Linked DNA regions of Mus musculus: region 1 is linked to region 2. Evidence: chromatin loops called from intact Hi-C (ENCODE). Cell type or tissue: heart. All regions are shown on one strand. Each heading gives the region's core, and the rest is flanking DNA. Links, peaks and the distances in the headings are about the cores only.

Region 1 (15,627 bases), core at 2,500-10,499, 62 kb after region 2:
GCATGCATAAAGACAGCAAAGGACAACTCATGGGCATAAGTCTCTCCTTCGACCACATGAGTCCTGGTGATAAAACTCAGATCATAGACTTGGTGGCAAACTCCCTTTCCTGCTGAGCCCTCTCATCAGCCCCACTCTTTCTTTTTTCAGTAGAACTGAGGCTGAAGCCAGGCCCTGCATGATAGACATGTGCTCAATCACTGGCACACACCTGTAGTTTCAGAAGCCTTGACTGTAAGGCCACTCACTACAGAGCTGGGTTTACACTCAAGTGAAGTGAGAAAAGGCAACCTTACTTCTGTCAACTTTTAGTATTTGCTGTATCAAAAAATCAGAAAGTGAGCTCTTTCATGTGGCACTTATGATGACATGTAGAGAAGTGCCGGCCATCTCCGTGGCTCTGCTAAGCAACTGCACAAGTGAGTAAAGGCATGCTGGAGTCTAACTCTAACTGCAAGAAGAAGCCCCAGGCAAACAGACAAAGAGCAGCAGACAAACTGCCCTGCTGAGCCCAGCTGGAGAGCATTAGAAACACTTCAATGGCTGCTGCGGGGCTGTTGTACAGTGTAACTGATCAGACTGCTTCTGGAGGAAGAAGACCTCTTGCTCAGACTCGCCCATTTGGACAGCTCCCTCTCTTCCACTCCACAGATATTACCTGCACAGGGAAGCCCCATTACACACAGGCTTCCCAGATGCAACTCCAAACTATCAGAGGGAATTATACTAAATAATACTAAAACAAGAGCCAGCCAGTCTAGGTGGCATGACTTTAGGATATACCCTAATGTGAACCAAAGTTAAGTCCAGCGTTACAACCAGTCTGATAAAGGGAGGTTCAGTAGAAACCAGCAGCCTGGCCGGGGGTGGGGGGATGGGAGGTAGGGGGTAGGGAGTGGGGTGTTGGTTCAAATTCAGCTACCAGAACAGGCAAAGACATTTGTTGGCCAGCCCTGCCCAAACCAGCCTCAGAAACCTGGCAGAGCATGCAAGAGTAGAATGGAACATTAAAGAAACCAAGGGGCAGACTGAAGAGATGGCTCAGATGGTTAAAAGCACTGACTGCTCTTCCAGAGGTCCTGAGTTCAATTCCCAGCAACCACAAGGTGGCTCACAACCATCTGTAATAGAATCCAATGCCCTCTTCTGGTGTGTCTGAAGACAGCTATATTGTACTCATACATAAAATAAAGAAATCTTTAAAAAAAGAAAAAAAAATTAAGCCAGGGGGCCAGGGAGGTGGCTCAGGGGTACAGTGCTTCCTACACAGGGCTAATGACCTCGGTTCAATCCCCAAGACCTACAAAGGGGAAGGATGTAACACTCTGACCTCCATATGTGCACCTCAGCATGTGCGCCCCCCCCCAGTTAGAATTTTGCTATTGTTGAAATAGGATTATATTATGTGGCCCTGACTAGCTTGGACTCAACAAACCTCCTGAAAGGGTGGGGGTAGGGCACATATTCAAAGCATGTGTCATTGTTTCTATAAAAGTCAAGTCTGGGAGGGGGCTGGGTGGGGGCCGTGAGCACTTGCTGTGTAAGTACAGACCTGTTTAGATCCCCAGAACCCACATAAAGCTGGGCCAGAGACCCTTGATGTGCATGTGCCCGTGACTTGGGCAGTGAAATCATGTAGGTACTTGTATGTCTCAAACATCCTCCAAGTGGCTCAGCTGTCCCGCAGAGGCTGTGCTGCCCTCACATGAATTTGGAACACATGGCTGTAGACTTCCACTGGTCACAAGCTGGACAGACCACTAACATTCAGATACTGACTTCTGCCATATGGAACACAGGGAAGAGACACCCACCCCTGCAGTCTGTTCCACCAAGGTGGTGGAGACGGAGGCTCCTACCTGAAGGACACTATGTGTGGGCTCCTGAAGGCCATCCAGTGATACTTTCGGTATTGTCTTCACAATGTTGCTCAGATCAACCCCTGCAGAGAGGAAGATGGGACAGTGCTGGAGTCAAGTGACAACTATCCTTCCTCAAGTCCCCCAGGCAGGAGGTCCCTGCTGGGGGCCTTCCTTCCAGGGTTCTTCCCAGTATTACCCAGCCACAAGCTACAAGCAAGGCCATGCCACAGATGCTGTCTCTGAATAGTGAAGTTGCAGCTCTTACCTGCAGAAAGATGGGAAGGGGACCCCATGGAGCCTTTCTCTTGGAACTCACAGCCCTACCGGTCCCTTTTAGATCCTGCCTCCTGAGGCCTCAAAGACATCCTCTCTGTGATAAGTATTTCATGCATGCATGCATGCGTGTGTATGTGTGACTTAGGAGAATTTTGTTTTGTTTTTTGTTTTATTTTGTTTTGTTTTTGAGACAGAATCAATGTAGCCCACGCTGGCCTTGAACTCACTATGTAGCCCAGGCTACCTCAAACTTATAGAGCTCTACCTTCTTACATCTCCCAAATTCTGGGGTAACGAGAGTGTGGTTAAGGTGTTTTTTCAGGTAGTCTTGTTATGAAGCCCAGAATGACCTAAAATTCACAGTAACCCTCCTACCTCAGCTTCCCAAGTCCTGGCTCAGCAGGCAGTGTTGATGAGCACTTATTTCCCCACAGTAGGAAACAGAGGCAGAAAGACCAGCATATCTGATACTAGTTAGCTACATAATGAGCTAAGAGGTTAGCCTAGGCTATATGATCCAGTCTTGAAACAAATAAATAAACAAAACCCAGTAACAAAGATAAAGAAGAGTTGGGAATCATAGGCTTGAGCTCCTGTCCTGACTTCTCTCAGTGACGGACTGCAGCGTGGACGTGTAAGCCGGATAAACCCTGTCCTTCCCAGCTGCTTCCTGCTCGTGATGATCACCACAGCAACAGACATCCTAAGATGCCTGATGGTAGGGGAGCACAGCTTTGAGCCCAGCACTCAGTAGGCAGAGGCAAGTGGATCTCTAGGAGTTCCAGGCCTACCTGGTCTACAGAGAAAATTCCAGAATAGCCAGAGCCACACAGAGAAACCCTGTCTTGAAAAACCACAAAAAAGACATGCACACCCCCAAAAACTCAAATACACCTCTTTATGGCTTGCTTTTTACGTGGGTTTTGGATCAAACTCAAGGCAAACTCAGCAAGTATTTTAGCAAGTGAGTTACCTCTCCAGTCACGTTCCCAGTGTTACCTGATTGTCCTCTAGGGCACGCATTTATTTGTGTGTCCTAGAGGCAGGGCCTTGTCTTTCTTCCCTTCTGGCTGGCTTCACTGGGCCCACATTCAGAGTGAGGCATAGACGGGAATGGGCTTGCCGATGCTGAGCGCCTTGTCTCTAAGGGCCTGCTGCACGTGTGCTCACTCATCCTGAGCCTCTGCTCCTGCCAAGTGGCTCAAGGTCTCCAAACCCTGCCATTGCCACCACCACCTCTCAGCAGCCCTACCACCCACGGTCCTCCATGACTTTCATGACTGACTCCTGGACACGGCATATGCCATGTGGCGTTGTGGCTGAGGACTGCCATGCCTTTTTTATTTTGAGGTGAAATGGGATGCTGGTGACAAGATGGAGACAGGCAGCAGGGGCGAGGTCAACAGCACGTCACTACTGTGTTAGGCTGAGGGCTGTGGCCTCTAAGAGCCAGTACTGAAGTCACTGCCCTACCTTGTGATTCAAACTGCTCCACAGCCTCTCGAATGGCCTCCTCAGTGCCCATCTCAAACTCCTCAATGTTCTCCCGCACTGCAGCATCAAAGGTTTCCTGGGTGATGCGCTTGGAAGCCATCACTGCCTGTTGAGTGGAAAGGAACATTTGGTTAGGGGACAGCAGGCAACTGGGAGTCTTCTACCTTAGTAATCCCAGCCCAAGGGAGGGCAGAGACACAAGGCTCCTGGCCAGGAGGAGACCAGTCTGGACTACATAATGAGACACTATCTCAAAAAGTTGATGGGGCTGGTGAGATGGCTCAGCGGGTAAGAGCACCCGACTGCTCTTCCGAAGGTCCAGAGTTCAAATCCCAGCAACCACATGGTGGCTCACAACCATCTGTAACGACATCTGACGCCCTCTTCTGGTGTGTCTGAAGACAGCTACAGTGTACTTACATGTAATAAATAAATCTAAAAAAAAAAAAAAAGTTGAAGAGATAAAAGAAAAAGGCCAACTGGATAGCTCTGTGGGTAAAGCCTTGCTACCAAGCCTCAGGACCTAAGTTTAGTCTTAAGAACAAACACGGTAGAGCCTGGACTCCTGAAAGTTGTCTTCTTACTTGTGTATGCAGGCTGGTGCATTTGCATGCCCACAATTATAATATGAATAAAACTTAAATAAAAAAAAAGAAAGAAGAAATGGGCACTTAGGGCACTGTCTACCAGGCCCCAAATAACTATGAGACTGCTCTTCCCATCTACTATACCTGATCTATCTGCACAAGAGCTTAGGCCTGCCATCCCAGCATTGGGGAGCAGAGAGGCAGGTGGATATCTGGGAGTTCAAGACCAGCCTCATCCACATTCAGTTCTAATCCAGACAAAGCTACACAGTGAGACCCTAACCCAAAACAAACAAGACAAAGGCAAACAAACAAACAAAAAAAATCCAGGCTATGTGAACCCTGGTCTCAGTAAGCAATCCACCAAGATGAGGGAAACAGGTGGTATTCGATTAAATATCAAGGCATAAACAAAATACAACAGATGTCAGTGTTACTTGGCAGTGGGGGTTGGTGCCCAGGGTCTCACTCATGGTAGCATGTTCCCTACCAAGCCTGATTGTTCTACAACACTATTTTATTTAACTTTATTTAAATTGCATTTTATCCACTTGCAAGTGTTGGCTTGCATTTGCTGTGTCACAGGCAAAGAACAGTCTGCAGCTCTCTTCAACATGGAGATCCTGGGGGTTGAACTCAGGTCCTCGAGCTTGGCAGCAAGCACCTTAGCTGCTGAGCCATCTCACTGAGCTGAGCACTATTTTCTACTGCACAGTCCATAGCCAACATTATCAAAGTTTTCTGATGCTCTTCTTTACAACAGTCTAGAATCACGAATCGGGTGTGGTGGCATGCAACTGTCATCTCAGCAGCAGAAGGCTTGGGGCAGAAGGATGGGGAATTCAAGGGTACAAGAGATTGTCCAGACAACAAAAACAAAAATTCCAACCCTGAAGCTCACAAAGCCATAGGAGAAAATTGACTCCCACAAGTCCTCTGATCTTACATGAAGGACACAGTATAAATGACACATCAATGTATAAAGATCAAATTTGTAAAAGCCACACTCTGGTTAGGGCTTTATGGTACAAGCCTGTGATCTCCAGCCCCAAGCCAGCCTAGGCTACAGAGTGAGACCCTGTGTGGAAGGAACGAGTGTAAAAGCTGAGGTGCTGGGAAAAAAGTGTTCAGTCAGCAGGTGAAGGTGTGCCGCTCCATCATCACAACTTGAGTTCAGTTTCAGCACTCACATCTGGTAGTTCACAACTTGTGCATACATGTAAACACACAATAGTCATGATGATGTTAAATAATATTGATAACAAATAATTTATTAATAATAATAGTTATTAAAGCACAAATGAAGCAGAGGCAGGCTAACCTCTGAACTGGAGGCCAGCACAGTCTACAGTGCAAGTTCCTGGACAGCCAGGACGACACGGAGAAATCCTGGCTTGAAAAACAACAACAAAACAAGAAACACTGATACCAGAACAACGGAGGCAGAAATGGTAGACCTCTGTGAGTTTCTGGCCAGCCTGATCTACACAGTGAGACCCTCCTGACCCCCTCCCCCGTCTTGCCCCTCAAGTAAACAAAACCTGTCTAGGTCAAGCAGCCTTACTGTCACATGAAATAATCCCGTTTTTGTTTTTTATGTTAGGGATTCATGTAGACCTGACTGACCTTGAACTCCTGATTTCCAGTCTCCAAACAACCCCCTGGCTCATCAGTTGTTTTTGAGGCAGTGTCTGGTCTTGTAGCCCAGACTGGTATCAAACTCGCAGCAATCCTTCTGCCTCTGCTTCTTGAGTGCACCACAACGCCTGTTCTTTCTTTTGGCTGTTTTTATTCTGAAATATGGGCTGGCTACATAGCCAAAGCCGGTCTAGAACTCATCAATCCTTCTGTCTCCCTAAAGCAGTCATGACAGGTGCAGCAACCACGCCCGCTCCATCACTACTACATGAACAGCAACACCAGCGTCCCCTGAACCAGAGTCACACTGTCTTGAACCTCTTGTACTCCTGGCTCCACTGCCTAGAATGCGGCCGACCCTGTAGCAGGTGCTCAGGTGCACACAGGCGCAGCGCGAATGAATAAAATGAATGAAAGAACCTGCACAAGAAAGGCGAAGCATTTGCTTCCCAAGTATCTCTGGGACGATTCTCTCCTTCCCCCAAACCAAGTCCGCGAGAGTCGTGCAAACACCACCACCCCGACCCCGCGGCGCCCACTCCCCACTGCGCCAGCCACAAGCACAGGCGGCCGGTGCTCCTCACCGGGTCTACGCAGCCACGTGGGGAAAGGGTGGGGCTCGCAGCTGTCACCCGAGACTTTGCCTTTGGCTCCTTCGAGCCACCATATAAGCGCAAGCGCAGAGGCGCCGCCTCGCCTCGGCGTCCCTCCTTCAGCCGAGAGGCTCCTTTCCGGGGCAACGAGGGCGACCGCGAGCACAGGTAAAGCGAAGGGAGCCACAGAATACGCGTGGGCCTGAGACTCTTGCAGTACTCTCAATGCTACTCCTAGGTGTCGCTTCCCCTCAAAAGAGATAGTTTTCACCTAGGTAGACTCGGCCCTGAGAAGTGAGCAGCGCGCCTGCGCGAAAGAGCGAAGATGGCTGCCCTCGACGCTTGCGCATGAGGACCTAGGCGGTGGCAGCCAGCGCCTGCGCACCAAGGCAAGGCAGAGGCTTGCGCCTGCGCGACGCGGCGCTGCGGAAACCGTTGGCTCATTTGCATCTCCCCGCCTCGCCAGGCGGTGGATAAGGGGCCCGAGGCGGCGGCGGCAGCGGCGGGGGCGGCACCGCACGCGGCAGGCTCCGGGTGAGGCCCGGGCCCTGGAGACCTGGGAGGGCTGGCCCGGGGTGGGAAGGACTCTGGGTGTCTCTAGGGCGAGCGCGCTCCTCCAGCCTGTCTGGCGGGTCCATTCATTACGCTTGAGCCCTCAGTCGGCCGGGCGAGTTGGGCGTAACGGCGAGCGGGCTTCGGGCCTCCAGCTGCCGGGAACCACTGCAGCCTCCGAGTCTGCCAGTACCATAGACGGGGAAACGGAGGTGCAGACAGATTAGGTACCTTGATTAAATTTCAGGATCAGCTGACCCGGAGGAGTCCCTGCTCTTAAATGACAGAGAACAAGGGGCGTCCTATCGCTTTCCCAGGGTGTGGGGAAACGGGGTGATGGTTATAGAAATGACCAGAAGGGAGGTTTACCTCTTGAAGTTGGAAGTGTCATAAGGAAGGCTGTCACTGATATGTATGCTGCCTTATTTTTTTTTAACATTCAGAAAGTGCCCTCACAATGAATGCCCTGTTGGTCAGGCTCAACATTAGGATGCCTGACCTAGTGGTTCACTTCTTCAAGTCTGCTTTTCTCCCGTGTGTGAACATTTTTTTCTTTCATTCCTTTTTTCTTTCTTTCTTTTTCTTTTTCTTTTTTTTTTTTTTTTTTTTTAAGGCAGGGTCTCAAACTGATTATGATGGCTCACCCCTATAATCCCAGTTCCCAGGAGGCAGAGACAGGGTGGATTTTCCTTTCAATGCCAACCTTAGTGTGTATGTATGTGTGTGTGTGCACACACAAAGTTTGAGGCCAACCAGAGGTGTGTAAGGAGATCATTTGGAATCTCTCCTACTCAACCATGCTACCAAAAAAAAAAAAAAAAAAAAAGTAAATAAAACTAAAAAGATTGGGTCTGCAGAACCTGGCAGTGCACACTGGCAATCCTAGTTCTTGGAAGGCAAAAGCAGGAGGATCAGAGGTTTAGTGCTCATGCCAAAGTGGGCTACTCTGTTGTAGTTGCAAAAAATCCAAACAACAACAAAACAAAACCCTCATGCACACACAAAACTGGGTCTTGCTATGTAGCCTAGGCTGGTCTGGAATAAACTAGGTAGCTCACACAGGTTTTAAACCTGCAAACCTGTTGCTCAGCCTCTTAAATAGCTGAGATTACATGCTTGTACCACCAGATACCTCTGTGTGTGTATGTGTGTGTTTGTGAGAGAGGGAGGAGAAAGAGTGAGTGTGTGTGTGTGTGTGTGTGTGTGTGTGTGTGTGTAGGCCAGAAATTGATGTCTGGTTACTGATTGGCTAGTCTGGCTGATCACCAAGCTCCAGTGATCTTTCTTCCTTGTCTTCATCAGAGATTACAGGCACATATGTCCTCATGCCCAGCTTTTTTTCCTGCTTAGTTTTGGGTACTTTTGGGCACATGTTTGCCACAGCACATGGGTGGAAGTCAGAACTTGGCCAGTTTTGAACTCAGGCCATCTTGTTAGGCCCCTTACTGAAACCAGCTCAGCCTCTATTCCCCTTTTAAGATTTTACTTGTTGGTTGCTCAGTGTGGATGCTGGGTTCTGAACTGAGGCTCTCTGCGAGAGCAGCAAACACTCTTTAAACACTGAGCCACCTCTCCTGTCCCTCAGCCCTTTATATAGGTTCTCATTGTATTGTCTTGGTTGCCCTGGAACAGGAAATCCCATTGCCTCAGTTGGAATCTCTGCCTGCAGTACCACACCCAGCTCTTTCTGTGCTATAGGGACTCAGCTCCTGGGTGTGTTGCTGAAAGAAGCAAAAGAGATCTTGTACTGAGACTAACTCAGAGTATACAGTTGCTAGCTTATTATCCTCTTGTGAGAGTGTCACTCGCTCTTCCAGAGAATTCTCAGAGGTGAAGAGCTCTGGGAAACCCTTCTCTAAACTGTGAGTCTGAGTGGCCACACCTTTCCTAAATACTTTTTTTCTAGGGTCATTCTTCCAGTTCTGTTACCCTGTTTTGGGTGGTGATTTTTGACCTGAGGCAAGCTGTCTTGATTAATGTGACTTCTCTTACTATAGGAGAAAAAAAAAACCATGGCAGCAAGGCGGATGGCGCAGGAATCTTTGGACAGTGTATTACAGGAGAAATCTAAACGGTATGGGGATTCCGAAGCTGTTGGTGAAGCTCTCCATCTTAAAGCTCAAGGTAAGTTAAGATGTTTGGCCTGTGCAGGAGGAGCTCTGTGGACTGTCATGCTTTGGGTGCAAGCTGAGCTGCTGGGATCCTTGCTGGATTTGTCAAGAAGAGATCACATTTTCTTGTGGCCCACTTGCCAGCTATGCGGAAGGTACTGTTGTCATTGAGTAGAGTATATCAGCCAGACATCCTCCTCACTAAAGAATTTGAGCATGGCCTTACTTGTGCACATACTCTGCCACTGACTATACCCCAGCCTCTACAGAAGGGTTCCTTTGTGTGTATGTGTGTGTACATGCACCTGGAAGTAGAGGTTCCAGGGATTGAACCTAGTTATCAGTCAGGCTTGTGGCAAGTGCCTTTACTCACTGAGCCATCTAAACGGCTGTCCTTCCCCGCCCCCCCCCTTTTTTTTTTCAAGACAGGGTTTCTCAATGTAACCAGAGCTGACTGACCTAGACTGGACTTGCTTTGTAGATCAGGCTGGCCTCAAACTCACAGAGATCCTTCTCCCTCTACCTCCCAAGTACTGGGATTAAAGGCATGTGCCACCATGCCTGGCTAGCTAGCTATCCCCTTTTAAGACACTCCTCAGCCTCCAGCAAACTGGCTGAACTGCAATCTTAGTTCTTTCAGGCATATCTAAACCACGACTTGTGGATTGCTATGGAGTAGCCCTATACAAAACTATATATAAACTTACTGAAAACATAAGATTTGTTGTTTAAAAGGTTTTTTCTTTTTTTAAGCTTGATTAGTTTTCCAGTGTAAACTTTATAGATTACAACCTAACATTGCAATATCAAAAGATTGAACATGCCATAATACTCTAGTGCCATACATCACGTCTGTTTTCTGATGGGTCTTCGGGGACTCTTCTGAAAGAGGTCCTGACCCACAGGTTCAAAAACACTGCTATATATAGTCCTACCTGTCATGGAGCTTGCTATGTAGACCAGGTTAACCTTGAACTCAATGAAATCCTCCTGCTTCTCAAGTGCTGGGATTAAAAGCCTGACTAATTTACTAGTTTTTGTTGTTCTGGGGTGGGGAAGGGGGGGGGACACAAGGTTACTCACTGAAGCTGAAGCTCCCTGTTTATTTCAGCTAGACTGGCTGGCCAGTGACCCTCACTCTAGTGCTGTAGCTGCAGCTTGTTCAGACATGGCTGGCCCTTTTGTGGGTGGTAGGAATTTTAACTCGCTTGCACAGCAAGCATTCTTAACCACTGTGCTATCTCCCCACACATCACATCTTAATTTCCTCAGGAAGACTAGTGAAGGCTTGTGTTCTGATACATAGTATCAGCATGAGGCAGCATGATCCCTGTGAGTTTGAGGTCAGCTTGACTCTGCCTCAGAAAGAAAGAAAAAGAAAAACTGATTGGCAGAGAAACAGCAGGCCTTACAGAGTGCCGCTTAGTTTTGGAACAAGGCTGTATGTTATCAGTTATCCTTTCTTTGGCTTCTGCTTGATCCTGGACATTTTTCTTTTCTGTAAATCTGGCATAGGAAATGCATGATACAGCCATGATTCCTGCCTCTTTTTTGTTTGTTTGTTTTGTTTGATTGATTAGTTGTTTTTGTCTTCTGAGACAGGATTTCTCTGTGTAGCCCTGGCTGTCCCAGAACTCACTCTGTAGTCCAGGCTGGTTTCAAACTCAGAGATTCTCCTGCCTCTGTTTCTCAAGTGCTGGGATTAAAGGCGTGTGCCACCACTGCCTGGCTCTGTTCTTGCCTCTTAACTCTGCCACCTTGACTGCACCAAGACCACAGTCATGCCCAAAAATGATTTCAGTTTGTTTCTTGCTGGTGGGGCTCTATGTCTGCCCCCACCCCTCCCCTTCACACATGATGAGAGTGTCTTAGAATAGCATTTCCCACTGTATTCCTGCCCATTGGATCACCCTGCTTGGTACCCACCTTCCACCAGTGTATGCATATACATGGGGGTGGAGGGTGTTCTTTTCTGAGCTCAGAGTGAACTCAGGACCAGATATGTACTAGACAAGGGCTCTGCCACTGAGCCACCTCTTTCCCTTGGTAACGGCAGTGCCTACTGTGTACACTTCTGTGCTTGCTAAAGAAGGGAACTTGTATTTGCCCATGAGTGTGGGTTTTTGTGTTTTCTTCAATTACTCTAATACATAGTACCTGTTCATTTTCTTGTCTTTTTATTGGGAGGGGGAAGGGGGTATCTTAGTCAGGGTTTCTATTCCTGCACAAATATCATGACCAAGAAGAAAGTTAGAGAGGAAAGGGTTTATTCAGATTACACTTTCCATATTGCTGACCAAAGGAAGTCAGGACTGGAACTCATGCAGGTCAGGAAGCAAGAGCTGATGCAGAGGCCATGGAGGGATGTTCTTTACTGGCTTGCTTCCCCTGACTTGCTCAGCTTGCTTTCTTGTAAAACCCAAGACAACCAGCCCAGAGATGGTCCCACCCACAATGGTCCTTCTCCTCATTTGATCACTAACTGAGAAAATGCCTTACAGCTGGATCTCATGGCAGCATTTCCTACTTGGCACCTGAAGCTCCTTTCTCTGTGATAGCTTGTGTCAAGTTGACCAAACCAGCCAGTACATTTGACCCCTTGTCAAGTTGACACACAAACTCATCGCTATTAAGCCTCAACCCTCACTTTCTTATTCATCTCCAAGATCTAAATAACTTTAAAAGTCCCACAGTCTTTGCAAATTCTTAAAATTTCAATCCCTTTAAAATATCCAATGTCTTTTAAAATTCAAAGTCTTTTTACAATGAAAAGTCTCTTAACTGTGGGCTCCACTAAAATACTTTCTTCCTTCAACAGGGAAAAATATCAGGGCATAGTCACAATCAAAAGGAAAATCAGACTCCAACTGTTCAATGTCTGGGATCCACTCACGATCTTCTGGATTCCTCCAAGGGCTTGGGTCACTTCTCCAGCTCTGCCCTTTGTAGCACACACCTTGTCTTCTAGGCTCCAGCTGCCTGTACTCCACTGTTGCTGCTGTTCTTGGTGGTCATTTCATGGTACTGGCATCTCCAAAACTCTGCTGTCTGTTGCTGCAACTAGGCTTCACCAATAACCTCTCATAGGCTCTCTTTATGGTGTGAAGCCTCAACTCTATTGCATGACCCCTTCAGTCCTGGGCCATCAATTGCAACTGAGGCTGCACCTTCACCAATGGCCTTCCATGTTTTCTCACAGTGCCAAGCCCCAGCTGTTCTTCATGACCCCTTCATGCCTTCAAAACCACTACCACCTGGGTAACTCTTACACATTACTAAGTCCAGCCACAAGTACAAGCTAAAGCTGGAGCTAAGAAATTAGTGATGATTAAGAAGAGGCCAGCATCAATGAGGTGATATCTCCTGGGAAGTATTTTCTGAGAGCACAGAGGCTAGGTTCCAGAGACAGCCAAGGTTGTACCTTGTGCTGTGGCTGGACTTAGTAATGTGTAAGAGTAACCCACCTTGACTTTTGAGATACTAGGTGCTTACTGATGTGGCTAGATGGGCTAGCCAGTGGACCCTGAGATTTCCTGTCCCTGCCTTCCCACCACTGGGGTTATAGACTTAATGCTGATACATATTTAATATGGGTCCTAAGATGAGATACAGGTCTTCTTGCTTGTTCAGGCTAGCCTTGAAGCTCAGTCCTATCTCCCCTCAGCTCCTGAATGATGGCCTTCCAGGTGTTTGTAACCAGTACCTTTTTGTCAGATTTTTTTTTTCTTTTTTTACTTTATTGTAGGTTTTGTTTTAAAATCCAACTGCGAGAAAGATGCCTGGGCCCTGCTGTCACCATGGATAGCTTTTGGGGGCAGCTTCTTGCAGCGTTTCTTTTTGTGTCCAGATGGAACTACAATGACGTCTGTGTAACCACCCCCCCCATCCCTGAATGACACTTGACTCTCCGACATAGCCTTACTTAGTGTGACTTCTACTTGCCTCTGGCTCTATTTCAACCCCAGAGAGATGAGGGTTAATGCCAGGCAGGCCTTTCTACCACTTTGGGGTCAGGGGTCAGGCCTTTGCCTGCTCAGCTGTCCTGGGTGTGGGTTAGGGTTAGGCTGCTGCTGCCTCCCAGTGGCAGTGTGGGATAGGAAGTCCTCCAGGAGGCAATAAGAGCAGCAGCCTTATAAAACTTCTGAGACAGAAGTGGCGCACGCCTTTAACCTCATCACTTGGGAGGCAGAGGCAGGCAGATTTCTGAGTTCGAGGCCAGCCTGGTCTACAGAGTGAGTTCCAGGACAGCCAGGGCTACACAGAGAAACCCTGTCTCGAAAAAAACAAAAAAAAAAAAAAGAAATGAAAACTCTGAAGTGGGCCAGGCACAGTGGAAGATCCAGGCTTCATAGACCCTTCTCTAAAGTGTGGGTGGAGTGACGTTGGGGTGGGGGCTGGTGATGAGTTTGGGAGCCTGTGTCTGATGCTAATGTGTGCCTCAAGAGTCACCCATTGTCCTGTCTTGGCTAATGGCCACAGCGGGTAGCAGGTAAGCTCAAGCCTGGTGCTTACAGACATGTCTTCATAAGTGTGATCACTCCTAATTGCCCATAGGACATGGGTGTGGTTCTCAACCTCCTGTGTACACAGATGCTGCTGGGAAACTCAGAGTTGAGAACAGGGCTCCCATCTTCCTGTTTACCCAGGCATCGCTGGAAACCGTGACAAGTTGGGAATAAGGCCCTGAAGGCCTGTGATAAGCCCCTGCTGTGTGTGTAGGGGGGGGAGATTCATGGTAGATGAGGATGCCTGGGAAGGGATGTTCATTGGCTACACTTGGAGGCCCCTGGATACCTCATTAACATGGAGAACTCTAGACGGCACTACACTATGTGACCATTTGTCATGCTCCACTTATTGTGGTTCCAGGACAGGAATCTGATCAGGAGCTAGTTTGAACTCCTGCCATTCTCAGTTATGAGCTTTATCAGGGTTCTGAACTTTGCTACTACCTTACAAGTCCTTCTGTCTGGTGGCCCCATCCACTGCCCCACACATGGATTTCTAGCCCCTATATAGTGCAAGCTTAGAAGATGCTTCCCCTTAATATGCAATGGCATGGCGGTATCTGCACAGCACAGAGGTGCTCCTCTTCCATGTGTTTTGAATCCTCTCAAATATAACCAGGAACTGTGGGTGGCAGTGCTTTCTGCTGTTGTATAGGGAGAATGCTGGGAAAGGCCACACTGATGCAGGTACAAGTTTCCCATGTATTTTTACTCTGGCTTGGTTGAATATATGACTGCAGGTCTCAGTGGGTCAGTGCAGATTGGCTAGTGGAGAGCTGGAGGTGGCACCATAGACATTTTCTTATTGGTGTGGGGGGGCGGGGTGTGTGCACACGTTGTCTGTGTACACCTGGGTGCTCTGTGTGTGCAGGTATCTTCCCCAGTCATTTTCCACTTTATTTATTGAAACTGTGGCTCTTCCTGAACCTGGAGTCACCAATTTTGGCCACTGTGGCTGGCCAGCTTGCCTCAGGGATTCCTTGTCTCTACTTCCTGAGAATGGGAGATTACAGGCACCCACGCCTGTTTGGTTTTTCAGTGGGTTCTGATCTCACGTCCTCACACTTGCATGGTAAGCACTAAGCCATCCTGATGCCTCTCTACCCATTTTAAGCAATATTAGAGTAGATTGTTTGCACCTCACACCTGTCTAGAGTCCATGCTCTAAAGTGCCTTCTGTTTGTCTGGCCATCTATTTCAGATCTCCTAAGGACAGGCTCAAGAGCCAGAGCAGATGTCTATGAGGACATTCATGGTGATAGCAGGTACTCCGCCAGTGGATCTGGAGTGTATTCACTAGACATGGGAAGAGAGGGTCTGAGAGGTGACATGTTTGTGGGACCCTCCTTCAGATCTAGCAACCAGTCGGTTGGTGAAGACAGCTATCTTCGCAAAGAATGTGGCCGGGATCTGGAACCAGCCCATACTGACTCCCGGGACCAGAGTTTTGGCCACCGGAATCTGGGACATTTTCCTTCTCAGGACTGGAAACTTGCGCTCCGTGGCTCTTGGGAACAAGACTTGGGCCACTCAGTTTCTCAAGAATCCTCCTGGTCACAGGAATATGGTTTTGGGCCCTCATTGTTAGGAGACTTGGCCTCCTCCAGGCGGATGGAGAAGGAAAGTCGGGATTATGACCTGGACCATCCTGGGGAGGTGGACTCTGTGTCTAGAAGCAGTGGGCAAGTCCTGACCAGAGGCCGATCTCTAAACATAGCTGACCAGGAAGGCACTCTACTAGGAAAGGGGGACACCCAGGGTCTGCTTGGAGCAAAGGGTGTTGGGAAGCTTATCACACTGAAAAGCATGACCACGAAGAAAATACCTGTTGCCAGTCGTATTACTTCCAAACCTCAGGGCACTAACCAAATCCAGAAACCCACTCCAAGTCCTGATGTGACCATTGGGACAAGTCCAGTGCTAGATGAAATCCAGTTCGCTGCTCTGAAGATTCCTTTGGGGCTGGACCTTAGGACCCTTGGCTTGCCCAGAAGGAAGATGGGTTT
Region 2 (15,627 bases), core at 4,081-12,080:
TTTGAGGCCAGCCTGGTCTACATAGCAAGTTCCAAGACAGCCAAGGGCCACATAGAGAGATCCTTTTTCAACAAAAAAGAGGATGTGTGAGGTGGCTCACCTGGCAAGGCCGTTTGCTATCTAGCCTGAGTGCTAGAGCTATATCTGTGGAGCGTTGTGGTGGACAGAGGAAACCTGAAGGTTGTCCTGTGCCTCCATGCATGCTCAGAGTGATGCCTACACACACGCGCACACACAGTAGATGTGTTCCACATCTGTGTCCATGGCGCAGAGCACATGCTAATGGTCCCTTCCATTGGGCAAGTGATGTATTATTCCTTGCTGTCCTCCATCTTTCCTGTGGAGCTGAGGCTTGCCTGGATCCCAGCTTCTTCCTGCCCCAGCTGCCTGGGTGCGAGGGAGGACACGGACCTCCACATTGCCTTGCATTTATTGAGCATGGAGTACACTCAGCTGGTGCCCAGTAGGGGCTGCCTGGATTAAGTGGCTGCCTTCCTTCTCCCTGTCATTTTATTATGCTGGGACTTGAAGAGGGCAGGGTCAGGATCGAGGCTGGGTACTGTTTGCCTTGTACTGCTCACACCTTCCTTCTGCCCTCTTACACAACAGCCGCTCTGCACAGCTACCCACGATGGGGAGGAAAAAAATCCAGATCTCACGAATTCTAGACCAAAGGAACAGGCAGGTGAGTTCCCAGGTGGCGTTACCATTATAGGGGGAATGGCATTCTGGGCAGGGGCACATCCAGGCCAAAGTCAAATGGTCTTGCAGAGAAGTCTTGAGTCCTGAGGCCATCCTGGGGAGTCTGAGTGTGACAGAAAGCGTGGGTTCTGTTTCTGGGGCCCAATCTTCCTTTCAGAAGGGAACTGGACATTTGGGTGGAGTTGCAAACGCAGAGAGCTTTCCTAGCTTCAGATGGAGACTGAAGGAGAGAAGCTTGCTCTGCACTCATTTAGGAACATCCTCCTTTAAAAAAGATTTATTTATTATATGTATACACTGTAGCTGTCTTCAGACACTCCAGAAGAGGGCATCAGATCTCATTATGGATGGTTGTGAGCCACCATGTGGTTGCTGGGATTTGAACTCAGGACCTTGGGGAAAGCAGTTGGTGCTCTTAACTACTGAGCTGTCTCACCAGCCTTAGGCGCACCCTGCTTTAACCCTCCTCCACCCCCTCCTGTCTCTGTGCTAACCACTGAGCCATCTCACCAGCCTTAGGAACACCCTGCTTCAACCCTCCTCCACCCCCATCCTGTCTCTGTGCTAACCACTGAGCCACCTCACCAGCCTTAGGAACACCCTGCTTTAACCCTCCTCCACCCCCATCCTGTCTCTGTGCTAACCACTGAGCCACCTCACCAGCCTTAGGAACACCCTGCTTTAACCCTCCTCCACCCCCATCCTGTCTCCGCCCCTGTGCTGTAGGTGACTTTCACCAAGCGCAAGTTCGGACTGATGAAGAAGGCTTATGAGCTGAGCGTGCTTTGTGACTGCGACATTGCCCTGATCATCTTCAACAGCGCGCAACGCCTCTTCCAGTATGCGAGCAGCGACATGGACCGGGTGCTGCTCAAATACACCGAGTACAGTGAGCCGCACGAGAGCCGCACCAACGCGGATATCCTTCAGGTACCTGAAGCCGCCTGCAGTCCCCGGGCACATCCTGGCCGGTTGGTCACTGTGTCACCCTGTTAGTTCTTGATCCTTTCCTCTAACACTAAAGGGACTTGAACTTCAGGGGAACTCACAGTGGTTTTAGTCCCTGGGGTCCCTCTGGAGCAGGCCACGCCCATCTGTATCTGTCTGTGCAGTTTGGCTGGAGAAGGTCTCTCCCAAGTACCTGAGAACCAAGTTCTAGGAGTCGGATAAGGTCTGAGGGCCCACCCTGTCATCTGCTGTTCCCACAGACACTGAAGAGGAGGGGCGTGGGCCTTGATGGGCCCGAGCTGGATATGGAGGAGGGGCCAGAAGGTCCTGGAGAGAAGCTGCTGAGGACACTGGGGGGTGACAGAGGCTCGGCCTCGCCCCCGCCTCGGATCTATGTAAGAGGACTTCCCTGTGCCCCCTCTCACCCCCAACACACTTCCAATACACAGTCTGAGTTTGAGACTCCGGGAGTAGTGCTAAAAGGCCAGACAGGGGAGCCACTTCGTGGAAGCCAGTCTTGTCCTGGATGGGTGAAGAATGCACTTTATGACCCGGGCTTCGAAGGGCAGTAACAGTTCAGCAAGCAAGTCTTCCTGCCACAATTTCTGACACCCCATGCTCTGCAGAGGGAGACCTCAGCCCTGAACAAGGCTATGCAGCTGAGATGGAGCCCACCTGGCAACCCCAGCCTTGGGTCTAGGCCTTAATGGAGACCCTCAGAAACTTCTGAGGCACAGAGCCCCCTCTGCCTCATTCTCTCCTCTCTCTGTCCACAGCCCGTGGCCCCCGCAATGTCGGTTTCAGAGCTGTCCTACCGGGTCCCACCAGCCACTCCAGGCTGTGATCCTGGCGGGCTGGGGGAGGCCCCGTCTGTCCACAGCCGCCCGCCTCACTTTCGACCCCCGGGTGAGCGAGCGTTAGCGTTAGCGTGTGGGGAGGGCAGAAGGGCACGAGGAACCCGGGCTCTGAACTCTATGAGTGACACGACAGCCTCTCTTTTCCTGGGTCTTCACCTCCCCCCAGGCCTGGGACACCCGATCTTCTCTCCAAGCCACCTTGCGAGCAAGACGCCCCCGCCTCTGTACCTGGCGACTGATGGGCGGAGGCCAGACCTGCCCCCTGGCCTGGTTGGTGCCCGAGGGGGATTGGGCACCTCAGTGAGAGGGGAGAGAGTTGGAAGAGGATAGAGGAGGAGGAGGAGGAGGAGGAGGAGGAGGAGGAGGAGGAGGAGGAGGAGGAGGAGGAGGAGGAGGAGGAGGAGGAGGAGGGAAGGAAGTGGGAGAGAGGAAGGAAAGAGGCAGGTGGTCACAACCAACTACAGTTTTCCCTCTGTTGTTCCTGCAGAGAAGCCTGTACAGCGGCCTGCAGAGTCCCGGTGCCCCAGGCCCCGCTCTGGGTAGCTTTGCCTTCTTACCATCAGGCTCCACAGGTGCACCCAGCCCTGTCTGATTTGCCTGACCGTTGTGGGTCCCTCGCCCCAACCCCAAGCCCGGGAGCGGGAGGGTTGGAGTACTGACAGGATCTCCGCTCACCCAGCCTCTGCCCGTAGATTGCAGCCCGGGAGACGCAGCTCAGGGACCCCTGCAACCCTCACCCTGGCCACCAACGAGGGACGCTGTAGACCCCGCCCGGCCAGTGTGAGTTGGGCGCCCCCTGGCGGCCAGGAGCGAGACTCGTCTAGACCAGGCTGAGGGTGGGGCTGTGAGATTTAGAGAGAACCCCATGGCCTACAAGCCTTCTTACCTATCTTGTGGGTCTCTCCTCTTCCTGCCTCCCTTCCCCCATCTCTCCAGCAGTGCCCGCAGTCTGTGCAAGGAGGGTCCCCCCAGCCGAGGGGCCTCCCCTCCGACACCTCCGGTCAGCATCAAGTCTGAGCGACTGTCTCCAGTCACTGGGACCTCTGGCGACTTCCCCAGGTCCTTCCCCTACCCGCTGCTCCTTGCCAGGCCCCTTGCAGAGCCACTGCGGCCCTCGGCCTCCCTGCACCGCTTGACCCCTGACAGCTGGCCACGGTAGCGCTCCAAGAGGTTCCTCCAGCCTCCACAGAGTTCCCGAAGTCTCAGGTTCCCTATACCACCAGGACGGACGGACGAGGGCACCCACTGTGCATCACTAAGGCCCTGTCCCTTCCTGGGGGCCGCTGCATCAATAAAGCCCAAGGACTCGGGAGGGCACTGGGCAGCCCCTAGCTCAGAGCTCCCGAGCCTGGAATAGCCACACCCAATCTCCTCAAAGATCTCTTTTTGCCTACACTGGCTTTGGGGTGCATACCACAGAAACGGGTTCCAAGAGGAAGGCCAGGTAGAAGGTGGGGTGACCTAAGAAGGAGCCACAGGCATTGCATCGCCACCAAGGATGAGCCAGGAGGTCTGAACTGCTCCTGGAAGTGTGACTCTCGGATGAGACCACAGCCATGTCACCATGGCAGTGAGAGTAGGAGTAAAGTGGTTGCCTGTGGTGACCAGGACAGCCTGGGACTGAGAACACTTTTTAAAAGGTAAACAGGAGCCGGGCGGTGGTGGCACACGCCTTTAATCCCAGCACTTGGGAGGCAGAGGCAGGTGGATTTCTGAGTTCGAGGTCAGCCTGGTCTACAGAGTGAGTTCCAGGACAGCCAGGGCTATACAGAGAAACCCTGTCTCAAAAAATAGAAAACAAAAAGTAAAGAGGGGATGCTCCAAAATGGCTCATGTGGTAAAGGCCCTTGCTGCCAATCTTGTGGACCTGAGTTTTATTGTTGGAAGTTCTGTTGGTGGAAGGAAAGAACCAACTGCCTTCAAGTTGTCCATTGACCTCCCTACGTGTAGGTGCTCCCCCTACAGATGCAAATGAACGGATAAATATATAAATGGGGAGAGGAAGGGGGAAAGGTCGATGGTAAGAGAGCTTGCTATGCAAGCGTTAAGATCTGAGTTCGAATCTCTAGCATTCATATAAAAAGCCAGATGTGGTCTAGATGCCAGAGTAAAGTGGGGAAAGGATGGCTGGGGCTTAGTAGCCCAGCTCCAGCTTAAAGACAGATCATATCTGAGGGGAATAAGACACCCACTCCCTTTCTGTGTCCTCTGAGGCTGTGTTGGCACGGTTCTACAAGGAGACAGACATAATATATGTAAAAACAATGAAAGGGTGGAGCAAGAGCTTTGGGGCTGCACCCTTCCTCCTCCAAGTGTGTCCTGGGCTGCAGAGATGGCTCAGAGGGTGCAATGTTGGTTATGTCATCATGTGACTAGGGTCCAGTCCCGAGTGTCCTGGTCACAAGCCCAGGGTTCCACAGACACTGCTAATTAGAACTAGCTCTGCTGAAGGTTTGCTGGCTGCTACTCTAGCCTAGAAAGTTCTGTGTCTGGTTCAGGCAGAGTCCCTGTCTCAAAGAGGACACCTGATGTCCTCCCACAGCTTCTGCCAGGGTGCAGGCAAGTATACCGGGAAGCTCGCATTCATGCGAACCGAAATGATGATTGTACAAGAATGCCTTTTAGTTTTAGAGGGGGTGGGGTCCTCTAGGGCAAGATGGCTGCACTTGTGGGAAAAGCACTTGCCAGCTCTGAGTTCAGCCCCAGGAGGAAATGCACATGGCAGAAGGAGAAAACGGACCCCATGTGTTGTCCACTTGTGGCAACACCACACCTTTCCCCAGTCAGCATTTCTCAACCCGTGGGCCACCGAAGATCATTGGAAAACACAGATATTTACTTTGCAATTCATAACAATAGCAAAATTACAGTTAAAAGTAGCAATGGAAATAATCTTATGGTTGGGGGCTTACCACACCATAAGGAACTGTATTAAAGGGGCTTCTTAGCATTAGGAAGGTTGAGAACCACTGGCGTAAGTCCATGTAAAAACAAGATTTAAAAAAATAGGTTTCTAGGCTCAGCCCTCTCTTTCCACCCAGTCCTCCTGGTCTCCATTATGACACCACATCCTGGAGCAGGAGGGAGCAAGGTTGCTTGGGTGCTTGGGTGGCACTTAAAGGGCCTTTGAAACTCAGTAGCCATCTTTTGCCCGGCTGTTCCTGGCTCTGCCCTCCCCCGACGAGTGCCTCAGACACCACTGGGGTTGGGGCAGGGGATTGACTATGGCCTTAGGCCACTCCAACACTAAGAAACAGAATCTGTGAGCACTCAAGACTGAAGCCAGGTTGTGAGGCCCAGCGGGACCCAGAAGAGGCCTCAGGGTTCTAGAATGATCCTCAGGGCTTCCACAGCCCAGACATTGAGCCAGTAGGGCATGAGGAAGTTTCTGAAAACCAAACAGGCCTGGGAGGTGGGGAGTGGTGTCCTATGTCTTTAACTTCAGCACTCTGCAGACGAAGGTGGCAGATTTCTGAGTTAGAGAGCAGCCTGGTCTACATTAAATTCTTACCCTGTCTGAAAACGACGCCACACTAGAGACCAGGCCAGGAACCTAGAGGCTGGAGCTGATGTAGAGGCTGTGAGGGAGTGGCTGGCTCAGCCAGTTTTCTTCTTCTTTTCCATTTTCTTTTTGTATTTCCAAGGCAGACTTTCTCTGTGTAATAGCCCTGGGTGCCTGAAACTCAATCTTTAGACCAGGCTGTCCTCAAACACACAGAGAACCGCCTGCCTCTGCATCCAGAATGCTGGGATTAAAGACGTGGGCCATTACCCCGGTTTAGAACCCAGGACCACCAGCCCAGGGATGGCACTGCCTGACTTAGGCTGGGTTCTCCTACATCTACCCCTAGTTTTAAAAATGCCCTATGTGCTTGCTCACAGCTCAGTCTCCCAGAGGCATTTCTCAATTGGCATTCCCTTCTCTCAGACTACTTTAGCTGTGTCAAGTTGACATAAAACTCCAGCACACAGGACTACACCAGACCATGAACGAGACCAAGATGGCTCAAAGACCAAAGCAGCTGCACCTCAAATCTAGACAGGAGTTTGAAAAACCACCAGGCATGGTGTAGCAAGTTTGTAACTCCCAGCACTGGGACGCAGGGATACCCATCTTCTGTCAACAGGACATTTTGAGTCCAGAGGGTCAAGGTCACTGTGAATTACCTCACATGGACATCTGCACAGATTAATAACCAGTGGTGAGATCATCACAGAGGCAGCACAGTCAATGTATGGACAGCATCCTAGGAGAATGTGCCCACAAGACAGCCAGACACCCAGGCCTGTCCAGGACTTAACCAAGATAAGAGCTGCCCCTCCCTCCCTCTCTCAAAGCCGCTTGGGGAAGACTGTAGGGTCCTAAGATGACAGTTCTTGCTCAAGCTGTATCTGAGGCTGAGGTTGTTGTACATGATGCTTTGGTTTAGAAAACAAAAACAAAAACAAAAGGAGGCCTGCCAGCTCAGGGTGCTCTCAGGTTCACAGCCCTCCTGACCTAGCTGGATTCCATGTAAGCCCCACCACCCTACCCTGTGGGTCTAACTCTAGCATTTTCTATTCCATGAGCCCAAATCTCCCCATTGTTGTTTGAGCCTTTTGGAATTTATGTTTGAATCATTAGGAAGATCAGGCTAGCTCCAAACTATCAAAAATGGCTTTCTGTGTCTGGCTAGTACAGGAGTTAGAGATGTGAACCACTAAGGCCAGTCAGCACCCTCTTTTTAAACATTAACTACTATCATGTCGATGGAAGCAAGTGTATAATGCATGAGTGGAGTGGAGGTCAGAGGTCAACTCGCAGGCATGATTCTCCCTTCTACCATGTGGGTGCTAGGGTTGGAACTCAGGCCCTCATTGTGGTAAAAAAACTCCTTTGCCCAAAGAAACATCTCATCAACCTAACAAGTGTTCCTTCCTGGTTTTTACTTTATTTTATTTCTAGACAGGGTTTATCTGTTAGCTCTGGCTGTCCTGGAACTCACTTTGTAGATCAGGCTGGCCTCGAACTCAGAAATCCACCTGCCTCTGCCTCCCGAGTGCTGGGATTAAAAGCATGCGCCACCACGTTCGGCCCTGGTTTTTATTTTTTTTTCCTGTTTTTTGTTTTGTTTTTGAGACAGTCTTAAAATATGAAGCACTAGTGGCTTCAGTCTGGCTACACAGCCTAGGCTGTCATTAGTCTTAAAACATGCTCCTGTCTTAGCTCTCTAAGAGAGAGGACAGCTATGCGATCCACTATGCCGGGCTGTCTAGTGAGGAGGGTGTGGCTCAGAGAGTGACGTGCACACACACAGACATCCAGGCTACTGTCTGAACTGGGGTGATGGTGTAGTGAGCTGGGGAGGTCGCTCATACAACACAGGTCTTACGTTTGCATGGTGAGCTCCATCCGTGGTGAGTGAGAACACTGACCGGGCATGGTGAGACACATCTGTTACTTGAGCATTTTACAGCAGGATCAGAACCTCAAGGTCATCCTTGTCTACATAGAGAAGTTCAGACCCTACTAAAACCAAACAGGGTTAGCAAGCCTGTTCAGCCGGTTGAGGCTTTTTCTGTGAAGTCTGAGTTTGATCCCCTGGGGTCCACATGATAGCGAGAGAATTGACTCTAGCAAGGTATCCAATGTCCTCCCACACACAAAGTAAGAACTCCTCCCCCCCCCCCCCCCACGTCCAAGTAAAAACAAAACTAGAAAGCTAGAAAGTTGGTTAGTTGACTAGGAGCAAGTATTGCTTTTGTAGGGAACCCAAGTTCAGTCTAAGCCCTCTTCTCAACCAATAAACAACCACATGTATCTTTAGGGTCAAAGGATCTGGCCTTCTCCTCTGGACTCCAAGGACTGCAGCTACGTGCAAAATACAAAAAACCCCACAAGATACAGATACATACTAGAAAATAAAACCAACCGGGTAGTGGTGGCACAGGCTTTCTTTAATCCCCAGTACTTTGAGGCCAGCGTGGTCTACAGAGTGAATTTCAGGACAGACCAGCAGAAGTTACATAGGTACTCTGTCACACGCACACGCACACACACACACACGGCACACACACGACACACACCACACACACGGCAAGGGCAAAAAGAGAAAGAAAAGAAAAAAGAAGGAAAAGCCAGCAGACGAAACGACCTCATGCTCCAGCTAAAACTACAGTTCCCAGCATGCATTGCGCACACCCATCCCATTCTTAGCCCGATGACTGACTTCCCAGGATGCTCGTCAACAGCATTCTGTCTCTAATTGGCCAAGATACCTCAGCGCTTCCCCGCCTCCAGCCTCGTACCGCTGTGCGCCCAGGGAGCGGACATGGTGAGCAGGCCCTCTGGGATCCCCGGGGTGGAGAACGGCCTAACTGAGCTGAGAGGGTTCCCCAAACCGCGCGGGCTATTTGGAAGTGTCGTGTAGTCAGTGGTGCTGGACGCGTTGGGAGGTGAAGCTAGGGCTCTGGACTGGAGTGAGGGAGCTGGGATTGCAGCTATCTTTGCTTTCTGACAGGGTCCCATGTAGCCCAAGTTGTACTAGAACTTATTCGTAGCCTATGGGGACCTCGGACTTCTGATTCTCCTGGCTCTGGAGTGCTGAGATGTCAAACTTGTGCCACTATTCACGGCTTTCTGTTTGTCTTTTAAAATCTTTTTTTATTTTTCATTATTTTATTTATTTAAGTATGAATGTTTTGTATGTATGTCTGTCTACCGTGTGTGTGTGTGTGTGTGTGTGTGTGTGTGTGTGTGTGTGTGTGTGTGTGTGTGTGTGTGTGTGTGTGCTGTTCTTAGAGGCCAGAGAAGACATGTAGGATTCCCTGAGAGTGGAGTTAGAAAGGGCTGTGAGCTGCCAAATGGATGCTGGGAATTGAACCTGTGACCTCTGGAAGAGCAATCAGTACTCTTAAGCCCTGAGCTATCTCTCTAGCGTCCCAGTCCTTTTATTTTTTTCTATTTACCCATTAAAAATTATTTACAAAGGGTCTTACTTGTTGGTGTTGATGGGCAGTGATGGCAAATGCCTTTAATCTTAGCACTTGGGAGGCAGAGGCAGGTGAATCTCTGTGAGTTCGAAGCCCGCCTGGTCTACAGAGTGAGTTCTAGGACAGCCAGGGCTACACAGAGAAACCCTGTCTCAAAAAAATCCAAGCAAAATTGTACACCAGTACACCTGGCTGACAGATTTTTATATTGATCTGTATTTCATGTTAATTGGGTATGAAAGCAGAATGCAGGCAGGCAGCTCTAGTGGCACACAGTGTATATAATTAGATAATTACAGAAATGAGTGCTGTGTCGGCGGGAGCCTGACTTAGCTTCCTTCTGAAAGATTTGTGGAGCTGTGCTCTGAACTCTTCCTGGGATGGAGAGCTGGCGTCTATCATTTGGTAGAGTGCTTACCTAGCATGGACGGGGCTCCACCCCTGCACTGCACAAACTGGGTGTGGGTACACGCTATCACCCTAGCACTCAGGAAGTGGGGACAGGAGGACCAGCAGTTCAGGGTCACCTTCAGCTGTGTTCTGAGATCCAGACCAGCCTGGGCTATAGGAAATCAACCTATCTCTGGCCTTCCCTTCTTTCCTTGGTTTCTTTCTTCTTTCTTTCTGTCTTGTGTTTGTTTGTTTGTTTGTTTGTTTTGTTTTGTTTTATTTTGTTTGTTTTTTTTTTCAGATATTGTTTCTTTGTGTAGCCCTGGCTGTCCTAGAACTCATTCTATAGACTAGGCTGGCCTCGAACTTGGCCATCTGTTTGCACCTGTTTCCCAAATGTGAGGATTAAACCCAAGATTACACACCCTGCCTGGCAAGAAACATCCTTTAGACAAATAGTTGGGTGTGCTGACTCTGGCCTTTAATCCCAACATTGGTGAACCAGAGGCAGGTAGATTTCTGTAGGTCGGAGGCCAGCCTGATCTACCCACATAGGCACATCCAGAGCTCACAAAGCAAACAGAAGTATTCAGGAAAGGGGTTCAGGGCTCTGCTGGTGGAAGCAGGGGTCAGGACCAGGTGAGCTGCTGGGGATGCCTAGGGCGCTGAAGACAGACTCTGGCTCATACCCACTGACTTCTGAGAGATACCACCAGAGCCCAAGGCTGGCCCTCTCCACCCACCCACCTGCTCTATAAATAACCTGTGTTACGTCAGAGCACTTGAGATTTTCTGACTAGAGCTGCCCCTTTAGGCGGTCCTTGGAGTGCAGCTGGTGGTGACTCTGTTCACCGCCACCCTCATGCACAGGCTAGCGCCACACTGTTCCTTCGCACGCTGGCTGCTCTGCAATGGCAGGTAAGGGAATGTTCTGCTGCCTGTCCTGCTGCAGTGGTCCCATGGTGCATGCTGTTTGTTCCTTTTAAAAATCTCCTCCTTCTCCTCCTCCTCCTCCTCCATTATGTGTAGGGGTTGTCTCCACGAGTGGGGTTGTGCACTCATACACTGGGGCTGGCGTTACAGTAGTTATGAGCTGCCTGATGCGGGGATGGAGAACCCAGCCCAGGTCACCTGGAGGTGCTCTTAACCCCTGAGCCATTGCTTCAGCCCCGGTTTTGTGGTTTTTAGACAGAGTCTCATACTGTAGTTCCAGCTGCTTGTGAAAGTGTGGCAGTCCCTCTGCCTCAGCCTCCCATCCGCATTTCAAAACATTTCTTTTCAACTGTGTATGTCACATTGTCACATGTGTATCTGTGTGTGGTTTGTGCCTTTCCTAAGTGAAAGTTGCCAGTTATGGATGGTTGTGGGCTGCCCAGCATGGTGGGTTGGGGGTGGGGTCATTTGCAAGAACAGCAAGCACTTTTAACCAACACTGAGCCATCTCTCTAGCCGTCTACACTTTTTTTTTCCCCCAAGATAGGGTTTCTCTGTGTAGCCCTGGCTGTCCTGGAACTCACTCTGTAGACCAGGCTGGCCTCGAACTCAGAAATCCGCCTGTCTCTGTCTCCCAAGTACTGGGATTAAAGGTGTGTGCCGCCACCGCCCGTCCCATCTACACTTTTTAAACTTTGATTTATTCTTCCTGTTGTGTGTGTAATGTTTAGGTGCCTGTCTGGCACTTGTGTGGAGTCAGGTTGTAAGGTTAGTTTTCACTTTCCACCTTTAGTAGGTTGTCTTAGTCAGGGTTTCTTTCTTTCTTTCTTTTTTTTTTTAAAGAAGTTTGTTTGTTTGTTTGTTTGTTTTAAAGATTTATTTATTTATTATATGTAAGTACACTGTAGCTGTCTTCAGACACTCCAGAAGAGGGAGTCAGATCTCATTATGGATGGTTGTGAGCCACCATGTGGTTGCTGGGATTTGAACTCCGGACCTTCGGAAGAGCAGTCAGTGCTCTTACCCACTGAGCCATCTCACCAGCCCTTAGTCAGGGTTTCTATTCCTGCACAAACATCATGACTAAGAAGCAGTTGGGGAGGAAAGGGTTTATTCAGCTTACACTTCCACATTGCTGTTCATCACCAAGGAAGTCAGGACTGGAACTCAAGCAGGTCAGGAAGCAGGAGCTGATGCAGAGGCCACGGAGGGATGTTCCTTACTGGCTTGCTTCCCCTGGCTTGCTCAGCCTGCTCTCTTATAGAACCCAAGACTACCAGCCCAGAGATGGCACCAAACTAGCCAGTACAGTAGGCCTCAGACATCGAACTCCGGCCACAGGTTTTTAGGCACGGTCTTGGAACTCACTTTGTAAACCAGGCTCGCCTGAATTCACAGAGCTCCATCCATCTGCCTCGGCCTTCTGAGAGCAGGTATCTAAAGTATGCCCCACTATTGATGTTTTGTAATGTGGCGGCCTGGTGTGCAGGAGAGGGTGCCTTAGCGGGCCCATGAGGTACCAGCTATACCACCAGTTAGTATAAAATGAGGCACGGGAAAGGCGTAAGAAGGGATTGGAGGCAGAGAAAGAATGGGACAGAGAAGGAAAAAGAGAGAAGAGAGAAAGAAGGGAAGAGGAGAATGTGGGGAGGGGGACAGAGAGGGAGTGGGGGAGACACACACACACACACACACACACACACACACACACACACACACACACACACATGCCTATACCTGGCTGTTGGCTGTTGGGCAGAGCCTAGAAGAAATGCCAACAACTATGCCTGATGTCTTGGTTCTTTTTTGTTTTTTGTTTTTAATTTATATGAATACACTGTAGCTATCTGTCTCTGACACACCAGAAGAGGGCATCAGATGTGAGCTACCATGTGGCTGCTGGGAATTAAACTCAGGACCTCAGCCATCTCTCCAGCCCCATCCTTTGGTGTCTTTAAAGTACACCTTGGATCTGTCTTGACAACAGAGCTCACCCCCAACTCCCCTCCTCCTGGCCTTTTGTAATCCAGCTTTCTCCTATTTTTCCTGTTTTGGTGTCTGGCCCCTTCTGAGAATACTGTTGAGTGGTTTCTCTTCAGAAAAATGGCTGGGGCACCAGAGAGTCAGACCATAGGTTGTCCTTGATTCTCGAGGTCCCTGTGGCTTGATCAGTTCCCTTCATCCCATGTTCCCAGAATTATGCTAGCTCTGGGTACACCCATGTACCCTGGCTCATCTTTCTATAGGGCTGCTCCCACCTCAGCTCTAACCCCCCAGCGCTGGCCCTGCCCCCTCCCCTCCAGCTCTGCCCCCTGCCCTAACTCTGCCAATGTCCAGTGATCTATTTTCAAAACCAGATTCAGGTTCTTTGCATCATACCCCTAGGCCAATCTTTCCTGACCTCTGCCCCACTCAACCCCCAGTCTGTTCCGGTACATACACCCGTCAGAGGAGGAACTTCGGGCGCTGTCAGGGAAACTGAGGCCCCGGGTCAGGAAGGAGCGGTAAGTGGTCCCCACTTTGACTCCATGGGGCCCCGGCAGGGCTATGCCCTCCTGTCCAGGGAAAGGCCTTATCTTGCCCAAGGGCTCCTGGCTGGGGAACACGGCCTACCCTCGCCCTCACAGCACTGCTGGGCATGGTGGCAGCAGTTGGCATCTTGTTGTACTCCTGGCCATTTGCTTGGGGCCGGCCCTGTGTCTAGTTTGCCCTCACACCTGATGTAGCTAAAGCTCTTTCCCAAGCCATCACCGCCCAAGCTTTCTAGGAGGTCCAGAGATGGTTGTCGACCTCAGCTCTCACTTTCCCTGTGTGCTCAGGTGGGCAAATGGTCTTCATGACGAGAAGCCATTGTCAGTGCCTCGAGATGCCCATTTCCAGCTGCAGACCTGTCCCCTCACTGCTGTGGATGCCCTAGGTAACACCCAGCCCAGTCCCCAGTCCCCTCCCCAGCTGCTGGGGTCATTCTGCCCAGGGGGAACTCTGAGTGGAAAGAGCCTGGAGTAGGTGCTGAGGCTCCTGTCCCTGCAGTCCTGCGCTTCTTTCTGGAATACCAGTGGTTCGTCGACTTCGCAGTGTACTCCGTTGGTGTGTACCTCTTCACAGAGGCCTACTATTTTGTGCTGGGCCCAGTCCAGGAGACCAACATCGCTGTGTTCTGGTGCCTGCTCACTCTGGCCTTCTCTCTGTATCCTTCTCTGGCACTTAGCATGTGGGTGAGTGGGACTCAGGCTCCAGCTTCCCTGTCCCTCTAACTTGCTGTCTATGGGATCACCCACTGTGCCATAAACCTGTCCCAGAGTCAGAGGATGCAGGCCATCCTGATTTTGAACTCCTGGCTCACCCTCCAGCTCTCGGTGACAGGTGCTCATCACTACACTGCTACTGTACACACAGTCTGGTTTTCTTGTACTGGAAAACCAGGAACAGTTTCCTGGGATTTGGTTCATCTTTTTTTTTTTTTTTTTTTTTTTTTTTGGTTTGTTTTTTCTTTTTTTGAGTTTTCGAGAGAGGGTTTCTCTCTGCAGTCCTGGCTGTCCTGGAACTCACTCTGTAGACCAGGCTGGCCTCGAACTCAGAAATCCGCCTGCCTCTGCCTCCCGAGTGCTGGGATTAAAGGCGTGCACCACCACTGCCCGGCGGTTTGTTTTTTCAAGACAGGCTTTCTCTGTGTCGCTGTCCTGGAACTCACTCTGTAGACCAGGCTGACCCTAAACTCAGACATCCTCCTGCCTCTGCCTGCTGGGGTTAGAGTTGCACACCACCACATCTTTTTGCCCAAACCTTCTGGTATATACATTGCATCAAAAAGCATGTCACAAGGCTAGCTTGGCGTTTGGAAAGCAGAGGCCCAGGTATGGTGGGGACCCTAATCTGAGAAAGCACAGACCCTTTAGGGGATCATCTGGCCGCCAAGTGTTCTGAGTATTAGTCTGGGGAAACATCTCATAGTTGAACCTTAACCAGGGACTGCATCTTAGTAGAGTTTTGAGGTTAACTGATGGAGGCACTGTGTGTCTTTGGCTCTTAAATAGTAAAGCCACACACAGAGCTCTGTGCAAGTGAACTTGGCTGAGAAATGGTGGTGTGCCTGAGCATGCAGGAGGAGGCCCCTGGATTTACACACAAGAGGTTGGGGTTCTACCTCAAGCACTGTCCCCTAAGGGGGAAAGAAAACCTGTCTCCCAACTTTTCCATAGCTTTCAAATGTCACATCTACTTGGGCTTTTCACTGCCCCTCCTTCCCTAAGTGCTGCTGCCATAGTGATTTCTGATTGGCCAGAGGTCATTAGGCCACCTCCAACCAAACACTAGTACCCCCAGATCCACATCCCAGGTTTAAACTGCAGGCACTCAAGGCCAGTTCGTGCAGGGTTGTCTGTGCCCTGGAGAGGGGGTCTGAAGAGGGCCCAGCCTGTCCTTGGCTTTCTTAACCTCATCCCTAGGAAGGTGTTCCTCATGGTGACCCGGCTGTACTTCAGTACCAAGGAGGGCGGTGAGCGCTCCGTATGTCTCTCCTTTGCCTTCCTCTTCCTCCTCTTGGCCATGCTGGTACAGGTGGTGCGGGAGGAGACCCTGGAGCTGGGCCTGGAGCCGGGTAGGTATGCTTCTCTGTTGAGTCCCAGGTCACTTTCTGTTTCTTTTTCTTTCTCTTTTTTTCCCACTCACTCTGTGGCTCTGGCTGGTCTCAGACTCACAGAGATCCTCATACTCCTGCCTCCCAAGTACTGGGGCTAAGATTTATCTGTTATTACTGTTTTCAAAGATTTGATTTTATTCTATATGTATGGTGTTCTGCCATCATGTGTGTCTGTGTACCTGGATT

The links. A loop is a pair of places that touch in the nucleus more often than their neighbours do. Peaks named below come from ENCODE experiments on the same cell type or tissue, not always from the same donor. Only the 100,000 strongest peaks of a DNase experiment are listed, where the experiment ranks them.
Region 1: it touches region 2 in a loop (2.3-fold over the local background); 13 of 42 quality-filtered maps call a loop at or near these places.

The regions. Positions count from the first base shown.
Region 1 is chr8:70,227,669-70,243,295 of GRCm38, forward strand. Armc6 (armadillo repeat containing 6) reads right to left here and starts at 6,754. Exons shown (of 8, transcript NM_133972.2): 1 at 6,442-6,754; 2 at 3,612-3,738; 3 at 1,860-1,942. The coding sequence starts at 3,732. It overlaps Sugp2 (SURP and G patch domain containing 2), which reads left to right and starts at 6,537. Exons shown (of 11, transcript NM_172755.4): 1 at 6,537-6,984; 2 at 9,000-9,126; 3 at 14,823-15,627. The coding sequence starts at 9,015. In heart, for the core only: a CTCF peak has its summit at 6,918; a DNase peak (open chromatin) is centred at 6,833; H3K4me3 peaks cover 2,744 bases; H3K27ac peaks cover 1,315 bases.
Region 2 is chr8:70,163,620-70,179,246 of GRCm38, forward strand. Tmem161a (transmembrane protein 161A) reads left to right here and starts at 8,789. Exons shown (of 12, transcript NM_145597.4): 1 at 8,789-8,821; 2 at 10,684-10,787; 3 at 13,226-13,306; 4 at 13,622-13,719; 5 at 13,833-13,989; 6 at 15,248-15,399. The coding sequence starts at 8,819. It overlaps Gm45929 (predicted gene, 45929), which reads left to right. Exons shown (of 9, transcript NM_001310055.1): 2 at 610-685; 3 at 1,429-1,632; 4 at 1,911-2,045; 5 at 2,427-2,556; 6 at 2,674-2,807; 7 at 2,995-3,079; 8 at 3,200-3,287; 9 at 3,447-3,869. The coding sequence starts at 632. The coding sequence ends at 3,666. Mef2b (myocyte enhancer factor 2B) reads left to right here. Exons shown (of 9, transcript NM_001045484.2): 2 at 610-685; 3 at 1,429-1,632; 4 at 1,911-2,045; 5 at 2,427-2,556; 6 at 2,674-2,777; 7 at 2,995-3,079; 8 at 3,200-3,287; 9 at 3,447-3,869. The coding sequence starts at 632. The coding sequence ends at 3,666. In heart, for the core only: no CTCF peak of the experiment used is centred there; DNase peaks (open chromatin) are centred at 8,772 and 10,632; H3K4me3 peaks cover 2,758 bases; H3K27ac peaks cover 3,252 bases; H3K27me3 peaks cover 901 bases.